Regions from separate parts of the Homo sapiens genome. Here regions 2, 3, 4, 5 and 6 are each linked to region 1. Evidence: chromatin contacts called from ENCODE Hi-C or POLR2A ChIA-PET data. All regions are on one chromosome and are shown on one strand. The core of a region is the stretch at or near the end of the contact, and the rest is flanking DNA. Distances in the headings are between cores, read along the strand shown. Region 1 holds the start of ATP10D (ATPase phospholipid transporting 10D (putative)). Region 2 holds the start of CNGA1 (cyclic nucleotide gated channel subunit alpha 1). Region 3 overlaps TEC (tec protein tyrosine kinase). Region 4 holds the start of TEC (tec protein tyrosine kinase). Region 5 holds the start of TXK (TXK tyrosine kinase). Region 6 holds the start of SLAIN2 (SLAIN motif family member 2).

Region 1 (3,065 bases), core at 62-2,561:
TCCGTTGCAATGATTTTTGCTCTTCACAAGTCAGCAAGGGTTTTCGATGATGCTATTCTTCACAGAAATGTGACCTACATGATTTAAAGGCTGATACAAGTAAATATTGGTGGATGAGGAGCCCCTGTCCTTGTTGATGCATCTCTCAAGGTTGATTTTGAGTTAGAGGTTTGCTCTGTCCATACAGACTTGTTTTTCTCCCTGCTTAGAACCAGCATGAAAAGAACGCAAGAAGAAACTTTGGTCTTATTCAGATCACATTTTAAAAACCTGAGCTAGCATGATAAGAGCAGTTAAAACATATTCTTTCTAAAGGCACAGGGTCCCAGACACCAAAATAACCATCCATTCCCTAACCAACTGATGTCTCTCTGCTGTACGTGGTAAATTAAAACTACATGTTTTACAACGTAAAATAAAGGGTGCCCCGAATAACAACTAGGTTCTTTAAAGTTAGTGTTTTGGGGGAAGCATGGGGGCTTCTTTGTAGCACTCCTTTGAAAACTATTTCCGAGAAAGCTCCAATACAAACACCTTTTTCTTCCTAAGGAATCAACCTTAGGGAATCAACCTTAAGGAATCAATCTGCTGGGCTAAATCTTCAACACCTTCCCTTTTCATCACCTTTGAGGCAGATAACCAAAATTTCTTTAAACTGCTTATTTCACAACGGGATGACAAAGGAGTGTGTGTGTGTGTGAATGCGTGTGTGTGCGTGCCCGTGTATGCCCGCGTGTACAAAGGTGTGTGAGAATGCGTGTATGTACGTGCCCGTGTGCGCCCGCGTGTGCAGTTTACCTTTTTACAAAATCCAGCATTTAAAATAGATTTTTAAATTCCCCTTTAACAAATGATTGAAAATGGTGTAATCATTTTATCTTTTGTTGTTTTTTTTTTTTAGTTCAGTAACAGCCCAGAACTGTAGTTTTGAGCCATGTCATCAAATCTAAACACGACTAGGGAAGTGGAGCGGGGAGAAACAGGAGAGAGAAACAGAAAGGAAAAGCGGGTGGGCGGTGAAGCAGAAGGCTGGGACAGTCAGAGGGATTCGCCGTCTCACTCTTACCAATTCCTCCCTCGGCACACATCACAGCATGTTGGTCACGAGTCGCAAGGTACAAGAAAAGAGCTAAGCACAAATTCGAAGAGTGAAAGCGGGTTGTGCTTCCACGCCAGCCATTTGCCTTCCGGGAAAAAAAAAAAATCACTTAGACATCTCCCAAACTCAGCTGCGGGAGCCAGCGCCGGAGCCTGTGCTGAGCTCGCAACCTACTTCTCCCTCCGCTCCTCCTCCCGTCTCCGCCAGGCTGCAGAGCAGCCCGAGCTGCAGTGCACCGCCAATCGCCCACCGCCCCGCCCTCCGTGACGTAGCAGCGGCAGGGCCTGGCAACTGACCGGCTCCCAGCTCCAGCTGTTTGACCGAGCTGCCCTTCTGCCCAGCGCAGATGCCCCAGTGACCCAGAGCCCTTACAATCTCACCTCTGACTTTCACCTCCCAAGTACAGGTTGCTCGCGGTTGACGGTTTGGTTCATTGTTTTGCTGCAATTCTAACAATTCACTGTTTTAGCTAAACGTGGAACACTGGACAATTATTTTTTGGAGGGTAAAAGAGATCAAATCTAAAAATGTCGCGCCACTGCATTCCAGCCTGGGCGACAGAGTGAGACCCTACCACAAAATAAATAAATAATATGTAATGTTACTGTTTTTATGACTAGAAAAGAAATGAGGAAAAATATTACAATTCTGATTTGGTCGTTTTCCTCACACCTTGCCCTTCCGTTCCCTTACTCAGGATAATGTGGCTTTGTCCATACACCTGCCAAGGTCCGTTTGCTTAAAATTCACAACTTTTTTTAAAACTTCTAAATAAGTTTCAACAACCTGTCTGGTTTCTCAAAATGTCTAATTTGGAAAGAGGAAAAGCCATTTAGTGAAGGCCGAACCAATAACTCAGAACAAAACCTAATAATCTTGGCTGCCTGTTTTATCCCATTGAAACAAATATAAAAAGTGGGGCCAAACTCTCCACAGCTCTCCTATATTGTGCCTCTCTCTTCCATTCTCTCAAGTGTTTCTCAGATGTGCAACAAGAGTGAAGAAAACTAAATGAGCATGCAAATGTTTGACTATTAGTAAAGAGCTCACCAGTACAGACACAGGGAGCTGGTTGGTCGGCTTGAAAATTCTCTCAGACCAAGAGAAGCCAAACAAGTTTCTGCACCCACTGAGAACGTGCTTCTGCCAGACGAGGAGAAACAAGTTCTGGGTGTGGCTTCCTATGATGCTCCATTAGGGAAGCCTCCATCTGCAGGTAAGGACAAATCTCTAGAACTTAGTCAAACTTAATCCCCAGAATTAACCCAGCCTAGTAGAATACACTGTCATTTACATGGCCTCTGAAATTCCTGGCCCTAGTAGCACTTTTTGCAGTCATATGACTGTCTCTAACATCCTTTAAGATGAAACACATTTCCTATCTGAGAGTCAACCTTATAGAGGAGACTTAAAACTGTAGCTGGGCCCCCCTGAGCTCTCCCAATCAAACACTGGTGTTGTTACCTCAGCAGAGGGCCTTCCTGGGAACGTACATACCAGGACAATTCAGGCATGTAGCCTGTTTGGATTGCTTAAATCAGTGGTTCTAACTAGCTACACATCAGAGTGAACCGGGGAGCTTGATGCCAAGGCCCCACCCAGGCCAATTAAACCAGAATCTCTGGGGGTGGCGCTATGGCAATGTCTTTTTTTCAAGCTCCTCTAGAAATTCTAATGTGCACAAGGGTTGAGAATCACTGACTAAGATTTGAATTATTGTCTTAGAAGAAAATCTATTATATTTAAGTCTAAAGAGCATAGTAGTAGAATAATGGAAAACATTATGTAATACAACTTAGCCTTATACATATTCTTTATATATTGGTTTATTTTAATATAAATATAAAAACGTGAAGATACACCTCAAAATTGTTTACTCAGGGAAGGATAGTGAGGGGAGATTACTAGCTTTCTATTTGTGTCTGTCATTTGAATGAAATTTGTATCATTTTGATAATTTAAATAT
Region 2 (3,038 bases), core at 361-2,860, 530 kb before region 1:
CTTACAGATCCTTGGGTAAACAAGTGTGGGTGTGTTAGTAACTGTCAGATTTGCTGGGTTAGAAATTATTTAGAAAAAGGGCACACAACCTGACTCTCTAGGAAATAATTCTAGATTCAGCTGCCTTAAAATTTTTGTTTTTTAATAGTTTGTGAGTTGTTCAGGCGTTATTGCTCTTTTTCAGAAAAAAAGACTAGAAAATAATTCTAGATCCAGCGGCCTTAAAAAATTTTTTTTAATAGCTTGTGAATTGTTCAGGCATTTTTCTCCTTTTTTTGGTGTCCCTTCTCTTCCTTGCTAGCATGGTTTGGACGAGCTCACTTGTTAAAAAGGAATAAGCTGGAAGAGTCAAGAGGAGAGGAAACTAGGGAAGTTGCGAGCACCTTTGCAAAGGTGTATATGTATATACATATATATATATATATATGTGTAAGGGAACTATATATATATGTGTATATATATAGTAGTTCTTACCATGCCTTTCACTGCCTCCCTTCCCCTTTACTGCATTATCAGGTAAATTAAAAAGCTGCTTTCCCCTTGGTACGGCGAAAACCATCATTTCAATGTATCTACATCCTTCCAGTCGCTCCCCCTACCCCCTTCCCTACTTTTATCGGGGCCTTCTGTATGGAGACTGCAGAAAACCCGCCAGTGTTGCGAACACTTGGCGAAGGGCAAGGAGCCTCGCCCAGAGATTTCACGGGGCTCAGGTGAGAAGCAGTAAGAAGAGCCTGCAAACGAGTGCTCCCGGTTCCAGGTTTCCTCTCCAGTACGGCTCTCGCCTTAAGCAGCCAGAGTGACTGCACAGCGAGTCAGACAGGCTCATGGGTTTGGAGACCTTTTCATTTCCAAGGAAGAGGAGAGACGTGGGCGGCCCAGACTTGCCCAACGCCCACCCCCGCGGCCCCGGGCGCCCAACCTCTCGCGGTGCTCGATCCCCGGGAGCCAGCGCAGGGCGCAGCGCAGAACTCCCACGGGCCCCCCAGGCAGACACGCCCTCTGCCCACCGGGTGACGTCGGCCGCAGACTCTGGAAGGGAGCCTGAGTCAGAGGAAACGTCCTTCTCAGAGGGACTCGGGATTCTTCCCATAGCATCCTGAGTTTCCCCGTCCCACACGCAGCACGCGGTAATTTACACTGGTCGGCCTCGCGAATCGAGTGGGAGTCCCACCTGCCTTATTCCACTCAGGTTTTCCAGCACAGCCCGAATCGCCTAGGCACCCATAAATAAGTGTTGAACGCCTGGCTGGACGGCCGACTGACTGAATGAATGAATGAGTGAACGACTACGTTTAGAGTCGGTACAGCCCCCCTTTCCAGTCTCCGCAAGTGTCCGGGGACCGCCCACCCGGTCTCTTCGCCACCCAGCTGCCAGGTCCCTCGGCTCAGGGCAGACACAAACCTTCTCGGCAGGGCTCTCCGGGCGGCAGCCTCACCTGTGCCCCCATGGCCCCGGGAGCGGGCTTCCGGAACGCGGGCGCTTGCTCCTCACCTGGGCCTCTCCACACGCACCCGCGGCGGGCGGGGCTGCGGGGTCTGGGAATGGGGCGCCCTGACCCCGCCCCCGGGGCAGCCTCCGCCAATGGGCATGGCCAGGCGGGGCCTCAGCGCCAGCCGAGCCCTGCTGCCCGGGGCTTGTTGCGAATTCTCAGGGCCCCCGCAGGCCTGGGAGCGGCCTGTGATAACTGGTGTATCTGGCAGGAGTAGCAGCTGCCCCTTGGCGCGACTGCTGGAGCCGCGAACTAGAGAAACACAGACACGCCTCATAGAGCAACAGCGTCTCTCGGAGCGTGGAGCCCGCCAAGGTAACTCCGGGAATTGAGTGGAGTGGAGGCTGCACTGAGGCCCCCTTCTGGCTCCTCTCTGGTCGAAAAGGCTCCCCCGCTAGAGAGAGCCCTGCTGCTTTTGGAAGCCTTCAGGTGTTAGTTGCTTTGCACCGAAGCTGCTGACTGCTGGGGTTCTGCGCCGATTGCCAGGCTCAAGTTTATTTTGGGGGCTGCTGAGCAGACTTTGCCCTTCTGTGCTGTTATCAGCTTCTGTCGCTGTCCGTCCACGCCCGCTATATCCATCCACTCTCCGTTCTGTCTCCAGCAGGCAACTCCCCCTACCCTGCCCCATTTTCTGGGTCATAGGGGTATTTGAAATAAACCTTTAAGGGAAAAGCAATGCCAAAACTGGAAAGACTTATTTCCACGAATTATTAATAACTAATGTTTATGATATCCTTGTTATACCATACATATGCAGGCACATTATGTATTAATTAAATCTCACAGCAGTCTATTAACGCTCAGTTTACAGATGAGGGATTAGAGGCAAAGAGTGAGGTTAAGTAACCAAACCAAGGTTGGAAGACCTGATAGCAGGTATTTACAAAACAAGGAGTGGGCAGGGCTGGCGGGTGGCTCACCCCTGTAATCACAGCACTTTGGGAGGTTGAGGCGAGTGGCTCTCTTGAGTCCACAAGTTCGAGACTAGCCTGGGCATCATGGTGAAACCCTGTCTCTACAAAAATTAGCCAGATGTGGTGGTGTACTCCTGTAGTCTCAGCTACTCAGGAGGCTGAGGTGGGAGGACGGATGACTTGAGCCCAGGAGGTGGAGGCTACAGTGAGACATGATCGAACCACTGCACTCTAGTCCAGGCAACAGAGTGAGACCCTGTCTCAAGAAAAAAAAAGGTGAGGGGTGGGGTAGTGAACAATTCGGGCTCAAACCCTCACCAGGGAGAACTGGGGTGCCTTTGTGCTCTGGCATTTTAACACTGAGGAAAATATTCTCATGTACTCAGGTAGCCTTTGTTCTAAGTAGGCATGAACAGTGCTATTAATTTTATTACCTAAGAGTTTCATAGCAGAGGCCTCAATCTTGTTTTTCTTGTTCTTAGGCGGATGAGAGAAGAGCTAAGAACAAATTAGTCAACATACCAGTCCAAGGCACCCACTTTTATAATACATATGGATGACTTTGCAGAGAAGGAACACCACGGAGAGTGGAATAGGTGAAAGTTGAAAGCGAGGGAGATTTATGCCAATT
Region 3 (3,289 bases), core at 407-2,906, 710 kb before region 1:
GGGCTATTTTGAGAGCTTCTAGCTAATGGGATTCCAGTACCAGGTTGGCTAGCAACCCTGTCCTGATGGGAAATGCAGGGTAGCTGGACATGAATGTCTACAGTGTCCCTTTCCTGGGGTACTTCTTTAGCCTGGAGGATGGTTTTATGCCTAGTTAGCCCACCTGGAACCTGGGGACTCCCTCACATGGGGAACTTGTTTATCTTATTTATCTGGCAGCCACTGTTGTGGCTCTTGTCTGACCCATGTCCAGCTTACACCTGCCTGACCATCGCCCTGGCGCCGGGAGCCTGACTTGATATTCCCCCCAGGATCCCTGGGAAAGCATGGCCTGAGGCAGCTGCAGCCACTGGTTCTTCAGATGAAAAGTGGAAACTCAATACATCACCAGGTAGGAAATGAGTTCAGAGATTTTTACTTACAGATCTTGGACAGGAAGGGCGGAATGGGCTGGGAGGGCAGTCCTCCATCTCCGGGTTGCATGAGGCAGGAATGGAGTCAGGCAGAGAGAGAAAATGCATGTGGGAATTGGCAGTATATATAAGGGGTAGGGTGTGGGGTCACTTTGAGTTCCTGGGCAAAGGCCTAAATGGTGCTTTTAAGGGAAGCTTCGATAAAGTGGGGAACCCTGTCTGCTAGATAGGAGAGATGCCTTTAAATTCTTATCTCTGGCTGCTGGCCTGAGCCATTTGGGTGTGGTGTGGAACTAGAACTATCAAGGGTGACTGAGCCCTGCTTTGGGTATGAAAAAGTTGAATCTATTCAAAATGGATGCTGAGGCAACATGAAAGTATAAGAATTCACTTCAGGACTAGGACAGTTAATTGTGGAAAAGTAGCAAGATAAGGACTAGTATAACAAGGTTTGTACAGCTTTCCCTCAGCCTCAGCTCCCCATCTCTGGTGATAAGAATGAATGTCTTTCGTCCTCCTGGTATAAGGAGGGCACCTTTTTCATGGGAGTTAATCTCATGCTTTCAAGAAGAACAAGGAAGGTCACAGTGCCCTTCTTGCATGTGCTGTTTTTTTTAAGTGCCTTTAACTCAATCCATATGCCGAAGTAGCATATTTTTGGGTGCTTACCATGTGCCAAACATGGTCTTATATGCTTTTTAAGTATTAACTTTAATCCTGTGAACTGTTTGAGGCAGATACAGTTACTATTCCCATTTTACAGATGATGAAACTAAAGAACAGAGAGGTTGAGTACTTTGCCCAAGGTTGCAGAGTGAGCATGTGGCAGAGCTGGGACCCCAGCCCATGCAGCCTGATTCCCAGAGCTCTGAACCATTGTACTGCACTGCCTCTGGATAGCTTTGTGATATTTTTTGGGCTACCAAATTGTGTGTTTATAGAAGGATCAAACATATATTAATCTTTATATTCACCGGAATATGACTTAGCCGTCAAGACAGCCTGACAAACCGGCAAAATATGTCTTTGTAACATTACTCTTGTGCTTTGAAGAGGAATTTTTGACCAAAGATGCTCCCTGCTATCGTGTGTTAAATGCTGTGAGTTACCAGAGATCAATTGTTCCTAACGTAAAAAGGAAGTGCTAATCTAGTCACTGGCTGGCTCAGTATTGGTTTCATACTGTAAGATAGAACTAAAATAACAGCCTCGAAGGGTAAAAATAGTGGAGTCACATGAAGCATCAACCGTCATTTTAAAAACAGAATTGTAAGACCCATGAGGAAAGGTTAATTTCTTTTTCTGTTTGAAAAGAGTGGATGTTGGTAGACACTGGTCGTTTCTATTACGGCCTCCTGTAATTTTAGAAAACCGATATTTGTCATGACCTGAGGAAACATCTCATTCATGGCTTTTATAAGACATAGTCAAATTCAGCATCAACTCTCAGAAGATCTTTCTTGGAGTCTAGAAGGTAGGTGTGAGGATCGTTTCTTAATCAAAACTAGTGGCTCTCGCTTTTAGGTTTCCTAAGGGCTAGTATGCTTTTCAAAAATAATATTAGTAGCTAAATTGATCAAGCACTTAAACTGTTTGTCAGCGTTCTTCCAAAAGCTTTACATGAATTGACTCTTCGAATTCTTACTGCAATCATATGAAGTTCTGGTGCTATTATTCATCCCATTTAATAGCTAATGAAGTGTAGGCACAGAGAGGTTAAGTAACTTGTTCAAGGAGATACAGTGAGTAAGTAGCAGAGCTGAGATTCAAACTCAGACAGTTGGGCTTCAGACTTTTTGCTTTTAAGCAGTAAGCTCTATTATAGAGGCCTGCTGGTTCTTAGCCCAGGGAGATCTAAGACGTGTAAACCAGAATGCCTGCCCACACTGAGTAGGGATCTTCCCCACTCAGTCTACTAACTTGCATGCCAGTCTCCTCTGGAAACACCATCACAGACACAATCAGAAGGAAAGCTTTACCAGCTCTCTAGGCAGTCCTTCTTCCAGTCAAGTTGATACCTAAAGTTAACCATCACACCTTCCAAGACTGGTTGCTGCATAGGTGCTATAATGTGGTATCTCTGTACCACCAGAAGGGAGGTGAGGCGGGGGTAAGGAAGAGAAAAGCAGACAGATAAAGCTTCTGTTGCAGGTGCTGGTGGGCACTCAGTGAGTGGCGTGGCTATTGGACAGTGGGGATTCTGTATTTTGCACTGTGGGGGCATCTCTCAGAATGGCCAGATATTCTGCAACAGGGATGAATGAGAGTTAGTTTCACTAGAGCAATTGAGAGTTAGTTGCATTAGCAAGAGCAAACTAAGAGGGAACAAATAGTTTAATTATGGCTCCTAGCTGTGATAGCCAGCAAAGAGTACAACATTGCAGCCTAGATTTCTGTATCTTACTCATTTGCCCTTGATCAATTTGTTTAACTCAGTGCCCCATTTACCCAACAGTAAATTGCAGATGCTAAATGACTCATTACTTTGGCAGAGTCACTGGTTCTGTAATTAATTATGGAGCACTTTAAGATTGATGAATGCAAGGAGCTGTGCACACACGACCTGTACGAGCAGTTGTATAAACATCGGGATTGTTGTTGTTTCTAAGGCTTGCTTCCTGTTCTGAGCCCAGTGTGCACTTTACCACAAAGGACAGCAAAAGCTTTATTAGTAGCAATTAAGAAATGTGCCATCTCTGCTTTTACTGGTTTATGATGGGCTCTTTTTCTATTCTCAAAAAAAAAGTTTGTAAGTAGATTCAGTTACAACTTTGATCAGGCTTTAAAAAATATTTGAGAAGTGTTTTTTAACCTTTTATCATAGAATATTTACAACTTACTGAACAGTAGACAGAATAGTACAGTGAACCCCGTGT
Region 4 (2,919 bases), core at 193-2,692, 780 kb before region 1:
TACGAAGTGGTTTAATTTTTTGCTTGCCTGTTGATCATGTGAGACAAGTAACAAACGTTAAGAAGCCATGCTTGCTCATTTCTGCTTGTCAGCATAATTTCACACAGCCCCTGACTCTGTGACCACCTGCAGCTGGCGGAAAGATGCTTTGAAGACAAAACGAGATAGAACACAGGATCCCCCACGTCTCTTGCCTGAGCCCTTGCCTTTTACTGCACCTAAGATAAAGTCTGATGAGGTTAGTGATTATGCTTCTGTAATCTATAAACAGATGTACTCTTAAGCCCAAACTGTGATGTGCTTTTACACATACTGAATCTTCACCAACTGTTTCTAAATTGAGAAGGGAAGTTCTGTGTTGGAGGGATCTGCTTGAATCTCTCTAAAAGACTCCTCCAGGGCTGTAGGCCTCCATCTCTAGTCCTCAGTAAGACTTCTGAATAAAACTAACTTTCATTCTTTAACAGCTTGATTTTTAAATTTTAGTCGACAATCACTTATTGTCTTTCTCCTACAGTAGAATAAAAGTTTCCTAATGGCAGAGTCCTTGCCTCATCTTCCCCAGGCATGGGAACAGTTCCTGGTATAGGATGCACACAGATTTTGCTGATTCAGGATAGCCGTGAATAACAGTGGAGACTCCAGAGGAGGAAGACCTGGATTTGAAGCCCAGCTTCTCAACCCAGCTTCTCAATTTACTAGTTGGGTGACATTAGGCAAGTTATTTAGCTTCTCTCTGCCTCACTTGCACCGTATGTGAAAAGGGGGATTCTGATAATATACGCTTCAGAGAACTTTTAGTACATGTGAAGTACCTAGAACAGTGCCTGGCACACAGTTAAGTCTTACATGTGTTTTCTACTCTTCAGTGAGTTTAATGTTAACACATTAATAGTGCACGTGACCCTCTAAGTGTATCAGATATGCACTGCTCCCTCGGGTTTCACAGGAAAACCACTTACTCTTTTGGTAAAACAGGCTGCATGGCTCCACTGCTCCGCGTCACCCGCCTGGCCTCCCACCGCTTAGCGGAAGGGGAGGTGCGGTTCCTAATTCCGACAGGCACGTAGTCTTCCACAAGTGGCACTACTCGGGGCTCTCCTGGCTAGGGGCGTTCGAGCCACTAGGGGCGGGTCTCCTGGGATGGGAAGACTGGGGCTAGGGAGGTTCAACGCCGCCCCCGGAAACCTAAGGGACGCTCCCTGAAACTCACCGGGACGCGCTTCCGACCCATTCCGGTCACTTGCCTTGAAATCGCCGCAGGGCTGCGCAAACCTGCCACCCAGGGCCCAAGCGACCGGGGCGGGGCGATCGAGGACTGGGCGGGCCTGCAGGATCAGAGGCGGGGTAGGGCGTCCACGGGGCCAGCAATCGGGGCGGGGCGGGGTGATTGGGGGCGGGACGGGGAGATCAGAGGGCGGGGCGGGGCGCTTTGCTCTGGACTCTGGGGCGCTAGGCTCCGGACTCCGCGGCGCAGACTGCACCTCGCAGTCTCCCCAGGTCCGCCCAGCAGCCGCGCTTCAGCCAGGTAAGGGCGCCGCGGGCGGGCTGGGGCGGCCCCGGGAGTGCGATACTCCGGGCGAGGACGGGTGGGGAGGGGGATGAGCGCGGCAAGAGGCGGCTTCCACACGCCCCTCGAGGAACGGGGAAGGATTTTCTCCCCTCCGTGCCGCAGTGAGCGCGGGTGCGCCGTCTCTGGGTCCCCTCTTCGGTCCGGGAAGGAGGGACAGGTGCGCGCAGTGGCGCAGCCTCGCCTTCCTGCCGGCAGTAGATTCTCCACTTCTCCAACTCCCGCACTGACCTCTCCTAAGGAACACCCGCCCCTTTTTCTTGAAGTTCCAGGCCTGAGGCCGCCCTGCGGCAAGTTCAGCGTTGGGGTCACGTCCCAGCGGCGAGCAGGGCTGATGCCTCCTTTCGGGTTGGGCGGCGGCGCGATCTTGATTGAAATTTGGCAGTGTCGAGATAGATATACCTAATGTAAATGACAAGTTAATGGGTGCAGCACACCAACATGGCACATGTATACATATGTAACAAACCTGCACGTTGTGCACATGTATCCTAGAACTTAAAGTATTAAAAAAAAAATTTGGCAGTATCGGCCAAGATGTTCCGCAGTTGCACGTGACTCACCCAGTGAAGTTCACGTTCTCTTCCCCACCCCCCCAATACCCCGCCCACCTCGCCCCGGGAAGTTGTGTTTGAATATTGAAAACAGGTGCCCGGCCAATGTATGTACTTCTTGGAAAAACTAGGGCCTTGACCTGGGAGTGTACACTTTCCTAATTTTCTTTAATCCTAAATTTCTTGTGGATTTTATTTTATTTTATTTTTCCCGTGGACGTGTAACATGGTGGTGTGTACCAGGTTTGGAAACAATCTCATCCATTGCTATTCTTTGGAAACTGGAATATTTGATTCGAAAGATTGATCTTAATGTTAACTTGGAACAACAGGATGGCTGGTGGCTAAGTGGGTTTGAAGATTATCCAAAATAGTTATAAGTTTTGCGCGTATTCCTTGTATTTTTCCAGTGAATGCTCATTTTCCTCTTGGGAAATTCTGAGAATTTACTCACTTCTAGATTATTCTCTGCTAAAGAGCTGGGAAGAAACAAACCAGCGGATCTCCCAAATAAAGTTTGGGATTTAACAGTTTAGGTCGTGACACTGGTAGCTGCTTACTCTGCAATAATCACCTGGAGTAAGGGATATTAAGATTTATTTCTAAGGGGAAAATAGAAGTATGGGTAACTTTCACATTATGTATTTGAAAGTATTTTTTAGTTTAGTTACATTTTCAATGTTTACGGAAGACTTACACTTTCCCCATACTCCAGTTAATCTGATCCATATATTACACTCTTGCCAACGCAGATGCTTACTGTGGTGTGTTTATGTTAATGATCTTGACTCTTCT
Region 5 (2,942 bases), core at 405-2,904, 650 kb before region 1:
TCATTTCATCCTGGTCAGTCTAGAGTCTGTGCACCAGGCAGTCCATCCACTGAAGGCTGTGTTTATTCTTTTCCTGTGCCCCTCATAATGGAAGAAAGTAAACTGCTTATCCCGAGCCTTATCACAATCTGCCACATTCCTTCTTGTCTACCTGTTTAACTGTACCCCCATCACAAAAACAGGCACAACTTTTTTTTTACATTCCAGGGTACATGTGCAGGATGTGCAGTTTTGTTACATAGGTGAACGTGTGCCATGGTGGTTTGCTGCACCTATCAAAAACTCATCACCTAGGTATGCATTAGCTATTTTTCCTGATATTAGCCTGATATATATATTTCCTGATATTAGCCTGGCATGCATTAGCTATTTTTCCTGATGCTCTCCCCTCATCTGCCCTCCCCAACAGGCCCCAGTATGTGTTGTTCCCCTCCCTGTGTCCATGTGTTTCATGGTTCAGTTCCCACTTATAAGTGAGAACATGTGGTGTTTGGTTTTCTGTTCCTGCATTACTTTGCTAAGGATAACGGCTTCCAGTTCCATCCATGTCCCTGCAAAGGACATGATTTCATTCTGTATAGCTGCATAATATTCCACGGTGTATATGTACCACATTTTCTTTATCCAGCCTATCATTGATGGGCATTTTGGTTGCTAACCATGCACAACTTTTAACTGACTTGTAGCTCATTGAAGGAGTCGGTCCTGGCACACTCTACCTTACTATCACTGTCAGCCTTTTCTCCTTCCTTCCTGACCTTCCCTCCTCCCATCCCATACTTCCCTTTTCACCTTGAGGAGCTACGGGAAGTACTAGGTGGTATGAAAGAGAGTGAGGAGAAGATAGAGTCCCTGTCCTAATGGTCAGTGTATGCTTTTTATGGGAAAACAAGATAGATAGCACCTGGCAACATTTGTCAACATTTCCTTCAAAAATCTTTAAATATTTTTCACTAAGACTTAGAAAAAAAGTTTTATACGAAAGCATAACAAAGGCAAAAGGTGAAGTAAAAATAACAGTCATCACCCAGAATGCTAAGGAGACCTTAATCTAAACCAGGAAATTGGAAGGGCGATTAGAATATGCTGTGTCTTCATTAAAGTTGCTCTGTTAATTAGTTGACACATGGTTATGCTTTCCAGTGGGATGAAGTGAAACTCCCAAGTGTGTTTTGTATTGTTGGTGTTTTTATATTTCTCAGCCATCCCCCAATCACATTTTAGGGTTATTACTAGATTGACTTCCCCCAAATAAAGTGTCTGCTGAGTGGGAGGATGGAACATTCTAAACTCAATATTCCAGAGCCTAGAATCTAATTGTTTCTGCCACTCACGGTGTGGCCTTGGGCAAGTCCCTTATTCTGTCTGTGCCTTCATTTCCTTCCCAGTCCAGAGAGGGCAGTTTGATTTGATAATTTTAAAGGTGCCTTTTACCAAAATTTTGTGATTTCTTGAAAATGATGTTTGCGAGTCACCCACACCTTTGGGGATGAGAGACTAATAGCAGATACCCTCAGAGATTGGGATGGAGATTACTGAGCTTTCTTATATATGCCATTGGTTGTCATTTATACTCTTCTGAGGTTTTCAGAACAGGAAAATAGGTGGGGTTAACTCTGCCCGTGAGAAACATCTTGAGCGAACTATGATTTCAGTTGAAAGATGTGTTTTTGTGAGTAGAGCACCGCAGAAGAACTGAAGACTGTTGTGTGCTCCCCGCAGAAGGGGCTACCATGATCCTTTCCTCCTGTGAGTAAGATGGGCTTTGTCATTTATTTTTGGGGCTTGTTCTGGGGCCTGTTATTCTTGAACAGCAGAGGAAGTTTTTTTTTTCCAAGGCATAGAGCTTGGGGACATTAAAAGATAATTTCCTCAGATGTTGTGACAGAGTTTTGTTTCTTATTTAAAGAACCACAGTGATGATGTAATTCTAATAAAGGTTCAGCATTGAGAACATAAATGAAAGAAAAACAGAAAGAGTGTCCAGAAATCTGCATATGTGTGTGTAGAAATGCAATCAGTATGAAGTACTTGTTTTTAGAATGAGACTGTAATGAGCTCTGGGCTGAAGGCCAGGAGACCAAGTTCTAGTTCTGGATTTGCTCCAGCAGTGGTGGATCACAGTGGGCAACTTTATATATATATAAATACACACACATACACACACACACAAATAAATATCTATATTTAAGGCAAAAGGAAGAGAAGTCAAAACACAACTGTGTTTATACTCTGAAATTATCTGCTTTATCAAGTAAACATATAGACTTAACCTTTATTTTCACAGGGGTATTTATTCACAATTCTATGTAGACTTCCGTTATCGAGGACCTTTCCCAAGCAATTGAAATTTAGGCAAAACTGATTCTTATCTGCAGTCAGAGCCTGAGTAAAGGCCAAAATAAGAGTCAAAGTCACGAGTCTCTACCTGGTTAAAAGTGTGAACATGGTCAAGTGTGAACACTGGCTCAAATGTCTCTTTCCCTCATATATAATACTACATATGAAGATGTTATTTTAATATTTTTATAGAATATAAGACCATCATTAAAAATAAGTGCTTGTTTTAGGAGAACAGAGAAAGATTCCCTAGACACTGTTATCTGTGAAGATCCTTGGTTTGAAAGAGCTGTGGGGGATGCTTATAAATCCAAAGAAATTAGAATAAAAAAAAAAACCAAGCAGAATAGTCTTCTAAATAAGAAGGCAGCCGTCATATCAGAATTGCAATGTGTTTGTTTCTTTATAAAGGTATTTATTGAGCACCTACTATGGGCCATGGTCTATACCAGTTCCTTTATATTCATTATCTGAAATCTTCACTACAAACTGGCAAGGTGAAAATTGTTATTCTTATCTAGCCAATAAGAAAATTGTGCCTTTGAAAGTTTAAATCTTGCCAGAAACTCATATGGTTGTCAGACGCAGGATTTAAGTATGAG
Region 6 (3,164 bases), core at 257-2,756, 860 kb before region 1:
AATAATTGCCCACACACATCTTTATAATAAAACGAGAGGAAAAGCCTCCCATGTCCTATTTATGAAAGTGATATTAAGGTGGGGGGGCCACAATTTCATCAAGAAGTGGCTTATGACAATATAGCTTTGGTTTAAATTTTTAAATAGGACTCTTTTTCTCTGCCCCTAGAAGGACGTGGAAATGAAAGATGGATGTGATAACTGTCAATTCAGAGCTCTGCAAAACGCCAGACTCAATTCTTGTTTTAGAAAATAAGAGCCAGGGCTCGTTCCACCCTTGACTCTTCACACAGAGTAACAAAAAAAAAAAAAAAAAAAAAAAAGCAGCACCATCCTCTGCCCTCTCTTCACACAAAGCAAGGTTTACCCCACTACCCAAAGGGGAGTGCTGATTCATACGGTCTCCCCATCCCCGCCAGAAATGGGTCCCAAACACCAACCGCTGCATAGACGTAGACGACTCTGGTCTGCCCCTGACCCCCACACCTGGTGATACCTCATCAAGCAGACCCCTCTCCTACATCCAGAATGCCCAGGGCCACCATCCGAAAGCCAGTATCTTACACAAAGCAGGATCCCTGCCTACAAAGCAGTTTCCCACCTCCGACTCCTCCCCAGGCGAACAGCCCTTCTCAAGCTGCCCCAACCCACAGACCCCAATAGGGTCCAGCACTCAGAAGGTCCACAATCCAAAGGACAACGAGCTACAACCCTGTTACTTGCGCACGCCTCGAACCCCCAACTCCAGCTGACGTTCCCTCTGCCAAAGCAAGAAAACCACAAGTCGCCACAGGAGAGCGGACCCGGCTACACAAAGCGAGGCGCCCGACCAGAGGGACCCTCAGAGGACGCTCTCCGCCCCCGGGCCCGTCCCCGCCCAGCTCCTGCCCGGCGCCTCGCGCTCACCAGCTCTCCTCCTCCTCCTCCCAGCCTGACAGGCGCTCCAGCTCGTCGGGCCGCAGCGGCTCCACCTCGTCCAGCAAGCCGCCCTCGCCCGCCGCTAGCAAGGAGGTGGCGTCCCGCAGCTCTTCGCTACTCGTCCGCCTCGGGCCCGACCCGGGCCCGCCGCCCGACTTGGCGCTGAGGCCCAAGGGGAAGCCCCGAGGAGACGCCGCGCCGGAGGAGGGAATGGACGCGCCGGCCCGAACCGGGCTGCCGGGCCCAAGGGAGCCGGCGCCCTGCACGGCCCCCGAGCGGCTCCTCAGCTGTTCGTTCTGCTTCTCCAGCTTCTTCACCAGCTCCTGCAGCTTCCGCACCTCCTGGTCCGCGTTCACGTTGGAGTTAACGTCCTCCATCCCGGCCCCGCCGCCGCCGCCGCCTCCGCCGCCCGCTCGCTCTCGCAGCGACAGGGAAAGAGACGGAGGAAAGAGGCGTCGCCGCCGCTCACTCTAGCCGAGGCGCCGGCATATAGCAGGACCAGGCCCCACCGCCAGGGTCCCCCCACCTCGGGTTCCAAAGCGCCGCTGGCCCCAGCCGAACTGCCTCATCTGCGCCGGCTCCGGGATTGGGGGAGGCGGCGCCAATATCCGGCCCCTGCCGCCATCTTCCCTCCGTCCCTCCGCCCCCCGCGGGCCGGCCCAGTCGGTGACCTCAGAGCGTCGGGGGTGGACGCGGCCGCCGGCGGGCGCTGAGAGGACCCGGCGCCAGCTCGCGGCGGGGCGGGGCCACGGACGGGGCCTATGGGGCGGGGCCGGTGCTTGAGGGGCGGGGATTAGGCCGGAAGGGGCGTGTCGGCGGATGTGGGACGCGGCCGGGCTGGCTAGGGAGGGTCCCTGCAGAACGGGAGGCCAGCAGAAGGCTCGCGGCGGGCGGGGCTGAGGTGGCTAACAAGGTCCTCGAACAGCCTCGCCTGTTGGTCTGGGCGTGTGGGCGTGTTCTCCACCCCTTACAGGGAGTGTGGGACCCGCGGGCCAGTCTCGCCCTTGTTCCGGGCCGGATCTCGAGTGGGCGCTCAGCCCGGCGGTGGAGAGACAGTTTACTTTGTTCAGCAAATATTTAATCGATGCCGACTTTTAATTGGAGATTGTCTCGGCTGGCAGGAGCCTCTAGACTGCCTGTGTCCTGTTTCTTCCCCTGAAAATAAGAAACCCCAGTTTCAGACAGTTAAGAGAGGTCTAAGGTCAAAATAATCATAATTTCTTGAGTGCTTCCTACTGGCCAGACAGTGTGCTAAGCACTTTTAAAGGCATTATCTCATCGGTTAAAACATAGTTTTCCCGACTTAAAGTTTACAGCACACTGGGGCGGAAGCGGGGGATAGTAAACCGCTTCTCTACTCCCTTTCTCCGTTTATTGACTCACACTCTGTTCTTTGGATCACTTCCTTCGGAAAAAGTTCCTCGTAGTGTGTCTTGACTTTTTTAAAAGTTGTATGTTAAAAGTAGTTAAACACGCTGACAGATACTGAAGAATGAAGAAAATTGTAAGAATGTGAAGTCTGCCTTTAGAATGCGGCAGGAAACCTAAACAAAACTTAAATGCTTTGTTTTGATCACATTATCACAGTCGTTGGTCTTCAGAGGTCAATTGTGAACGGCTTTGGCTTGTGTTTGCAGCTTTTCTTCAGTTGCCGCCTCCACCCTTAGTTTAATAACAATGATCCAGTCCTGTTACACCTGAGTGTGGACTCATGCCATGACTGACTTGCTTCTACCCTTTAGCTTTTCTAGTGCCATATTCTCCGCCTGCCATATCTGATTCTTTTCTTAAATCCCATACTCTCTCATTCAGGAAACCTCTTCCCAACAATTCCACAAAGATCTAATTATTCTGCATATTCTAGCACTACGTGATCAATAGTTCTCAATAGGTGTTTGCACTTTTTTTTAAATTGCTTTTTTCTCTAAGAATTATTTTTCGTTTGTTTTTGTCTGTTTACTTGATTTAAGGACACTTCATTTTTGCTTCCCATGTCTAGTACACTGACACAGTGGACACTCAATACTTGGTTTGTTGAAAGTTAAGTAGACTATAAGTTCTACTTAAAACCACGTAGCTATTTATTCGTAGCAAAAAACGTATTTGTGTTAAAAGTTTGCTGGCTAACTATAAGTCGAGTATTTTTCTAGCTATACAGACCTAGTCAAAGGATGTGATTGTTTGCTAACATAATTGTCAAGTAATATATATTATCTGTGTAATGCTCATCTAAATATCATTGCTCT

Evidence for each region. A loop is a pair of places that touch in the nucleus more often than their neighbours do. ChIA-PET counts read pairs that join two places held with the same protein, here RNA polymerase II (POLR2A). Pooled maps may share reads with other maps.
Region 2: a loop to region 1 is called in a map of naive thymus-derived CD4-positive, alpha-beta T cell, with 2.6 times the contacts of the local background. The contact joins the promoter of CNGA1 here to the promoter of ATP10D in region 1. A Hi-C loop is called at or near these places in 1 of 168 maps with a recorded cell type or tissue (naive thymus-derived CD4-positive, alpha-beta T cell) and 4 of 50 pooled maps. POLR2A ChIA-PET finds 5 or more read pairs at or near these places in 1 of 52 experiments (OCI-LY7).
Region 3: a pooled map shows a loop between it and region 1 (2.9-fold over the local background). The contact joins the enhancer-like site here to the promoter of ATP10D in region 1. A Hi-C loop is called at or near these places in 3 of 37 single-sample maps with no recorded cell type and 2 of 50 pooled maps.
Region 4: a map of GM12878 shows a loop between it and region 1 (6-fold over the local background). The contact joins the promoter of TEC here to the promoter of ATP10D in region 1. A Hi-C loop is called at or near these places in 1 of 168 maps with a recorded cell type or tissue (GM12878), 3 of 37 single-sample maps with no recorded cell type and 11 of 50 pooled maps.
Region 5: a loop to region 1 is called in a pooled map, with 2.8 times the contacts of the local background. The contact joins the promoter of TXK here to the promoter of ATP10D in region 1. A Hi-C loop is called at or near these places in 7 of 50 pooled maps. POLR2A ChIA-PET finds 5 or more read pairs at or near these places in 3 of 52 experiments (HEK293, activated naive CD8-positive, alpha-beta T cell and naive thymus-derived CD8-positive, alpha-beta T cell).
Region 6: a loop to region 1 is called in a map of sigmoid colon, with 4 times the contacts of the local background. The contact joins the promoter of SLAIN2 here to the promoter of ATP10D in region 1. A Hi-C loop is called at or near these places in 3 of 168 maps with a recorded cell type or tissue (CD4-positive, alpha-beta memory T cell, OCI-LY7 and sigmoid colon), 3 of 37 single-sample maps with no recorded cell type and 17 of 50 pooled maps. POLR2A ChIA-PET finds 5 or more read pairs at or near these places in 1 of 52 experiments (A673).

What each region holds. Positions count from the first base shown.
Region 1 is chr4:47,483,521-47,486,585 of GRCh38, reverse strand. ATP10D (ATPase phospholipid transporting 10D (putative)) reads right to left here and starts at 1,311. Exons shown (of 23, transcript NM_020453.4): 1 at 1,067-1,311. RefSeq lists enhancers at 1,139-1,208, 1,180-1,474.
Region 2 is chr4:48,015,253-48,018,290 of GRCh38, reverse strand. It overlaps CNGA1 (cyclic nucleotide gated channel subunit alpha 1), which reads left to right and starts at 1,610. Exons shown (of 11, transcript NM_001379270.1): 1 at 1,610-1,808. NIPAL1 (NIPA like domain containing 1) reads right to left here and starts at 1,519. Exons shown (of 6, transcript NM_207330.3): 1 at 1,406-1,519. The coding sequence starts at 1,451. RefSeq lists silencers at 884-1,043, 1,334-1,663 and an enhancer at 1,428-1,929.
Region 3 is chr4:48,195,223-48,198,511 of GRCh38, reverse strand. All of the region lies in intron 2 of TEC (tec protein tyrosine kinase), which reads left to right. Among named protein-coding and RNA genes, the nearest start is that of TXK, 63 kb to the right of the region's middle. RefSeq lists enhancers at 580-749, 2,309-2,358, 2,379-2,428. Within about 2 kb of position 1,656, at least 3 of the 41 ENCODE cell types and tissues checked have a DNase peak (open chromatin) inside an H3K27ac peak, as active enhancers do.
Region 4 is chr4:48,268,361-48,271,279 of GRCh38, reverse strand. TEC (tec protein tyrosine kinase) reads left to right here and starts at 1,442. Exons shown (of 18, transcript NM_003215.3): 1 at 1,442-1,528. It overlaps LOC105374445 (a long non-coding RNA gene), which reads right to left and starts at 1,308. Exons shown (of 2, transcript XR_007058111.1): 1 at 1,214-1,308. RefSeq lists silencers at 1,373-1,442, 1,503-1,632.
Region 5 is chr4:48,132,962-48,135,903 of GRCh38, reverse strand. TXK (TXK tyrosine kinase) reads left to right here and starts at 1,654. Exons shown (of 15, transcript NM_003328.3): 1 at 1,654-1,749. The coding sequence starts at 1,734. TEC (tec protein tyrosine kinase) reads left to right here. Exons shown (of 18, transcript NM_003215.3): 18 at 1-121. RefSeq lists a silencer at 1,918-2,212.
Region 6 is chr4:48,339,871-48,343,034 of GRCh38, reverse strand. SLAIN2 (SLAIN motif family member 2) reads right to left here and starts at 1,506. Exons shown (of 8, transcript NM_020846.2): 1 at 907-1,506. The coding sequence starts at 1,295. RefSeq lists silencers at 1,026-1,335, 1,476-1,815 and enhancers at 646-1,559, 1,966-2,085.